Regions from separate parts of the Homo sapiens genome. Here region 2 is linked to region 1. The links are chromatin contacts, found by Hi-C or POLR2A ChIA-PET in ENCODE. All regions are on one chromosome and are shown on one strand. The core of a region is the stretch at or near the end of the contact, and the rest is flanking DNA. Distances in the headings are between cores, read along the strand shown.

Region 1 (2,855 bases), core at 299-2,798:
CCATTTCCGCAAAATAATCAGTGGGTCGCTTCGTAGGGACTTTGAGCTGATGGAGGCGGGGTAAGACTGCAAGCACTGCGGCCTGGGCTTGGCGATAGCTGAGAATCGTAGGACAAAATGTGTAATGAGGTGAAGGAGGAGGCCTTACGTTCCTTTTCACCGCCAATCATGAGTTATCCAAGCTCAGAAGGACTCTCAAAATCTGACCTCCATTAGCAAGAACAAACAAACAAAAACTGTCTCACTGATTTAGTATCTAAAAGAAATGTAGCCGTATACTAGTTTTTAAAAAGGGGAGGGGTGTTGCTAAAAATAGTTTAAGAGAATGACTACTCTAAAGGTACCCATTAACACAAACGAATGTCGATTATGGATTCTTATGTAATTACTAAAGCAATTCCACACAAGAACATCCCATAAGCAATGTTTGTTTGTTTGTTTTCCTAATAACTGAAGCATGCACAAAAAGTTTTAACATGAATATTTCAAATTAGCCCATAAAGTGGATTTTGGATCGTGACCGTGGACCAAAGAGCTCTTCTCTCAAACAGGAAGAATCTCCTAGCTATTCTTAGTCAAAAGAAGCCGCTCTCTCTACTCCTAGGCTTATTCTGAGTGCAGACTTACTAATTTCCCCTCTTTCCCACTCTCCTGCACAAGGATCCTCAACTTCTCCAACATTTGAAAACAAACATACAAACTCATCTCTCGCTGGAAGTCGTCTTCTGGATCAACAGCTTTCTGGTCCTTGTTCTGAGGTGCTGGCGCCTCAGATCCACCGATCTCCGGTACCGGACCCAGTGTCACATCGAGCCTTTCAACCCATTCCAGATCCCGCTTGAATTCTGCCAAACATTGCTTCAGGCCATTCTAGGAAATCCAGACACTGAGCTCACAAGAAGGGAACTCTGAGTTTGTCTTTCCCAAGCACAGGCTGTTAGGCGAAGGGACAAAGTGCTAATCCCCAATACCCAGACAGGTAATTGACCCTCTTGGCGAGGCGCAGGGTGCATCTTTCCTGGGACAAGAATCGGTCTCCCAAGCCCAACAGCGCCTGAAGCGCATCCCATGTCCGAGTACCCCCGACCCTGTGCCCACGCTCACCACGTCGTTCACGGCCTTCTTCGGCCCCTCTAGCACGACATTGAGGCCTGGCTTCAGAAGCCCTCGGGAAAACGCATCCTGCAACTGCAGGACACAATCACGGTCACTCCCAGGGGTGTAAGGCCCCCTCTCCCACGCCCAGCCCCACGAGCTCGGCTGACACCTACCTCTCTGTCTGTGACAAGGGATTCATCGGATTCCGACTCCGAATCCGAGAGCGGGGGAGTGTCCATCTCGCCGCACGCACGTCCCACACCTACAGGAAGAAACGGGGTATCCCGAGACCCAAGCGGCTAGCAGAGGGCGGCCCTGGCCGCTGCTGCCTGCCTTCAGCCCCCTACTCCCACGCCGTGGCTCCACGTGCCACCGAATCGCTCCAGCGCCAGCAACTCACAGCTACTGCTCAACTTTTGATTGGGACTTCCGCTTCCGGCGGCAAACCATACTTCCGGTTTGTCGTTGCTATAGGAACCGCTACGGCGTTTGAAAGTGTCCGGGTTGCTTAGGATCCCTACAGGTAGCGCCTCTGGATACATGCGTGGTCTGCTGACCCAGAGAGAAACGAAAGGTGGGAGGGGGTACCTGGGGGTCGCCAGAAGGAGCTGGTAGCAGTGAGGGTACAAAGGAAAAGGCAGAAAAAGGAGCCGCGGGGGTGGGGTGGCGCGGAGGAGGACCCCGGGGGAGGGGAAAGGGGAGGGACAAGGGGAGGGGAAAGGGGAGGGACAAGGGGAGGAGAAAGGGGAGAGACAAGGGGAGGAGCAAAGGGCGGGGAGGGCGAGTCCGGGCCGGGGGCGGGGTCGGAGCGGGGCGGTGCTCTCCACTCTGAAGCGCTGCCTTGGTCTTCAGCAGAACTGTTTGGCGGGAGATCATGTCAGCCGTGGTAGCTCAGACGCTGCATGTTTTTGGTCTTCGATCCCACGTGGCCAACAATATCTTCTACTTCGATGAACAGATCATTATATTTCCTTCAGGAAATCACTGTGTGAAGTACAATGTGGATCAGAAATGGCAAAAATTCATTCCAGGTAAAACTTTTTCCATCCTGACATATACAGGAATGGTATGTGCCACATATAACCCCATAATCCCAGCATGATGATTGGAAAGAAAGATTTTGGCCAATTTGAATATATATGCAGTATTATAAATGTAGAGGAAATAAATGGCGACTTGTATTATGAAACTAGATTAATCAGTCACGCATATGTAGTTAAAATCACATATAAAATGTTAATTTAAAAGTACTTTTTTCACTGTAATTTCATGAAAATATGTTAAGAACCCCTCTTTTGGTGTCTTCAATATCACTGCCTTTGTCATCACCAGAGCCACTTTTTGAGTTGTCTAACAGTTTTCCTGAGCACACCACCTTCATTATATCACCGTTTGAATCCAAGTATGATGAAGACACTGTAAACTTTATCCCAAGTCGCAAATAACCATTTGTATAGCATTACAGCCCTTATTTTTGTTCACAGTGGTCCTGTTAATGATATTCATTATTTCAACAACCGAATCCATTTTCCCATTCTTTGTTGCATTGACACCTTTTATTGTGACATATACATACAAAAGAATGTACCCTACATATATGTCATATTTAAAGAATTACAATAGAATGTAGATCTGTGAACCCAGCCACCCAGCATAGGAAACAGAATATTACCAGTTCTAGTGCTTCTCCCTGTATTCTGTGTCTTGCTGCATCAGTTCAATGTCATGCTTTTGAGATTCACACATCTCGATACATA
Region 2 (3,044 bases), core at 220-2,719, 2.5 Mb after region 1:
CCTCCAGAACGGCGGTTATGCCCTGCCCCGCCCCCGGCTCCCTTCTTCGCCGCTTGAGGCGGCGCATGGTCACCTCTGCCCCCTACAGAATTGAATCCTCTGCCTTTCCTCGTGCCGCCTGAGGCACGGACAAGCCTAGTTTAGTACGCCCCTTCTAACCCCCTTGCCCACTTCCAGGGCCTGGGCGCGTATGAATGAGTGGGTGGGTATGCATGTGTGTATCCCTTTTTTCTTCACCCTCCCACAGCCCGCCCCTTGGCCAGTGCGCGTCCCGAAACTACCTCTACAAGGACTTGCAAACCGGTTTCGGAGGAACGTGTGTTTTCCGGCCCTTTCCCACCTTCCGCTCCTTACTTCTCGTGTGCGCGTCGTTGAGACTCCAGTCCCCAGCGGGCCACACGGCCTGGCCCCGGAGGCTGCGCGGCTGCGTCGGCCGCGCTACCCGCTGGGAGTAGTAGTTCCCCTGGAGCGCAGGCGTCACTCCCCCGCCCAAGCGAAGGGCGGGATTCCGGCGAGAGCCTGCGCTTGCGACAGTGCCGTTTCTCCTACCTGAAGTCTCATTGGGTATCGCACTACTGGAAGGGGCGGCGCTGCCATGACAGAGAAGGCAATAAAACTGAAGGCCTAGCTCGACTAAAAGCGCTTACTATTAAGGAAGACTTCGCTGTGGCTCCATCCGGCACGGAAAGCTAAACCGTGTAATGGCTGGCAACCAGGAAGCTAGACTACCTAGAATCCGGAGGATTGGAGGGACTGGCCGGCGTGGGCCCCTGAGATCTCCTACTACATGTCTTCAGTTTTATCCATAGACACGGAAGGGCACTAAAATTGCCTGGTGCCATTTCCTGTGAAACAAGTCTAGATAAGAGAAGGGACTTGCCCAAGGTCACATAGCCGAGAAATAAAGCCGAGGGCAGTAGGAGAAATGATCTGACTTTCCGAACCACCCCCAAGCCTAGGGCCCTTATCACCACACCTTTCATGGAAGTGAAAATCCTGCTCTTGTGCTCTTTAACCCTTAATGAAGTTTATAGGTCCCAGCAAAGAAAATGGATGTAAGAACTGGGCTTTTTTCCCCCTCTAAATGATAGTAAAGGGCCCTAATGCAGTGAGATGTGTCCCCATAGGCCTTATAAACCCTGTTTTGCAAAGTAAAACATAAGTCCCACAGATGGCAAGCAATTCAGGTCACACTGGGCCTAAAATCCCGTCTCTTACCTTCCTTCACCACCATCATTCTGAGATTGTTTCAGTACTTGCACTCTACTTACCCGAACTCTGTGGGCAGATTCTGCTGCCTGGGAGCCCTGGAATAGAACTTCAAGGACCGTTCAACATCTGGATTCAACTAGAAATTAAGAATGGCCCCCAAACAGAAAGCCGGGCCTAGGAACCAATTAGCGCAGGTCAAGTCCCTACCCGGACTCATTTTTTTTCAGCCCTCAGGAAGTAGGGGCCTCTCTGAATCCACTTGCCGGAAGTGCCTTTCCAGTGGACCTGGGCTGTTGTTGCGGTTGTTTTCCTTCTCTCCGTGCAACGCTGGCAAGTCTCAAAGTCGCCACAGGTGCAGGTTGGGATGGGAGGCACCAAGGGTTGGTAGTAAATTTGCGACGTTGGGATGGGAGGGCACCAAGGGTTGGTAGTAAATTGGAGACGCGGGCACTCTCGGGCAGGGTTTCCCGAAGACACTGGCGTCTAAACCCCGCCTTCCTTTCTCAGAGGTCAGTTTGAAGCTGGCAGTTTGCAGTCTTCCCACCAGGGCAATGGGAATATTGAGCTTTTTCATTTATATTAGGAGGATTAAGCTTTGAGTCTCAGTCCTTAATCCCGCATCACCTGCCGTCCCTGGACTTTTTAGGTTATCACTTTTTAATACCCACTAGTTGGAAAGCACGTGCCACAGAGGAAAGGGAGTTTCCAAAGATGGGGGGATGGTTGAGATTTTAAATGGAGTGGTCTGGAAAGTCCTTAAGAAGAAAGTGATTTTGAACAAAAGTGATGGGTACGCTCTGCGGGCATTTTGGTCTGGGGCTCAGGTGGGTGGGTGTGGGTGTGATCTAAATTCTACTCGGAGGCCCAGGATTACTTACCTCCCTACTTGCTTCCTTAAGTATAGTATGAAGACATTAACTGGTATACAGGATTTCTTGACCCAGCCCTAAGATCTGTGATCAATAAATTAGTTCAATCGATTTTTTTTTTTTTTTTTTGAGACGGAGCTTCGCACTGTCTCGTGGGCTGGAGTGCAATGGCGCGATCTCGGCTCACTGCAACCTCCGCCTCCCAGGTTCAAGCAATTCTCCTGCCTCAGCCTCCCGAGTAGCTGGGATTACAGGCGCCTGCCACCACGCCCAGCTAATTTTTTGTATTTTTAGTAGAGACGGGGGGGAGGTTCACTACGTTGGCCAGGCTGGTCTCGAACTCCTGACCTCGTGATCCACCCACCTCGGCCTCCCAAACTGCTGGGCTTACAGGAGCGAGTCACTGCGCCCTGCCCAATCGATTTTTTAAAATTAAGCAGCAACTGTAGGTTTTTTTAGACATCCCATTCTCTTGGTTAAGAATGAAATTGTCAGATCTAGATCCATATTATCATTCACCTGTTTTTACTGGCTGCTTACATTAGAGTTTTTAATCAGTCCCTCCTGTGTAAAGTGCTTTGTGTCAGGGACGGTTCTCAGCTATTTACATGTAGTAACTTATTAAGTGTTATATCAGGCTAAGTGGCACACACCTGCAATCCCAGCACTTTGGGAGGCCGAGGCAGGTGGATTGCTTGAGCTCAGGAGTTCAAGACCAGCCTGAGCAATATGGCAAAACCCCTTCTATACAAAAAATACAAAAATTGGGGCCAGGCACGGTGCCTAATGCCTGTAATCCCAGCACTTTGGGAGGCCAAAGCAGGCGGATCACGAGGTCAGGAGATCGAGACCATCCTAACATGGTGAAACTCCGTCTCTACTAAAAATACAAAAAATGAGCTGGGCGTGGTGGCATATGCCTGTAGTCCCAGCTACTCAGGAGGCTGAGGCAGGAGAATGGCA

Evidence for each region. A loop is a pair of places that touch in the nucleus more often than their neighbours do. ChIA-PET counts read pairs that join two places held with the same protein, here RNA polymerase II (POLR2A). Pooled maps may share reads with other maps.
Region 2: a map of B cell shows a loop between it and region 1 (23-fold over the local background). The contact joins the promoter of TMEM69 here to the promoter of CFAP57 in region 1. A Hi-C loop is called at or near these places in 3 of 168 maps with a recorded cell type or tissue (B cell, CD4-positive, alpha-beta T cell and CD4-positive, alpha-beta memory T cell), 1 of 37 single-sample maps with no recorded cell type and 9 of 50 pooled maps. POLR2A ChIA-PET finds 5 or more read pairs at or near these places in 2 of 52 experiments (B cell and GM10248).

Annotation. Positions count from the first base shown.
Region 1 is chr1:43,170,782-43,173,636 of GRCh38, forward strand. It overlaps CFAP57 (cilia and flagella associated protein 57), which reads left to right and starts at 1,549. Exons shown (of 23, transcript NM_001378189.1): 1 at 1,549-1,672; 2 at 1,954-2,129. The coding sequence starts at 1,973. It overlaps EBNA1BP2 (EBNA1 binding protein 2), which reads right to left and starts at 1,509. Exons shown (of 9, transcript NM_006824.3): 1 at 1,272-1,509; 2 at 1,105-1,188; 3 at 698-870; 4 at 1-98. The coding sequence starts at 1,337. MIR6733 (microRNA 6733) reads right to left here and starts at 931; the gene lies at 871-931. RefSeq lists enhancers at 584-1,220, 1,046-1,275, 1,221-1,856, 1,406-1,535, 1,616-1,665 and a silencer at 1,776-1,975.
Region 2 is chr1:45,686,712-45,689,755 of GRCh38, forward strand. TMEM69 (transmembrane protein 69) reads left to right here and starts at 1,470. Exons shown (of 3, transcript NM_016486.4): 1 at 1,470-1,564. It also overlaps a transcript of GPBP1L1 not described here. RefSeq lists enhancers at 1-36, 1-112, 133-462, 1,412-1,481.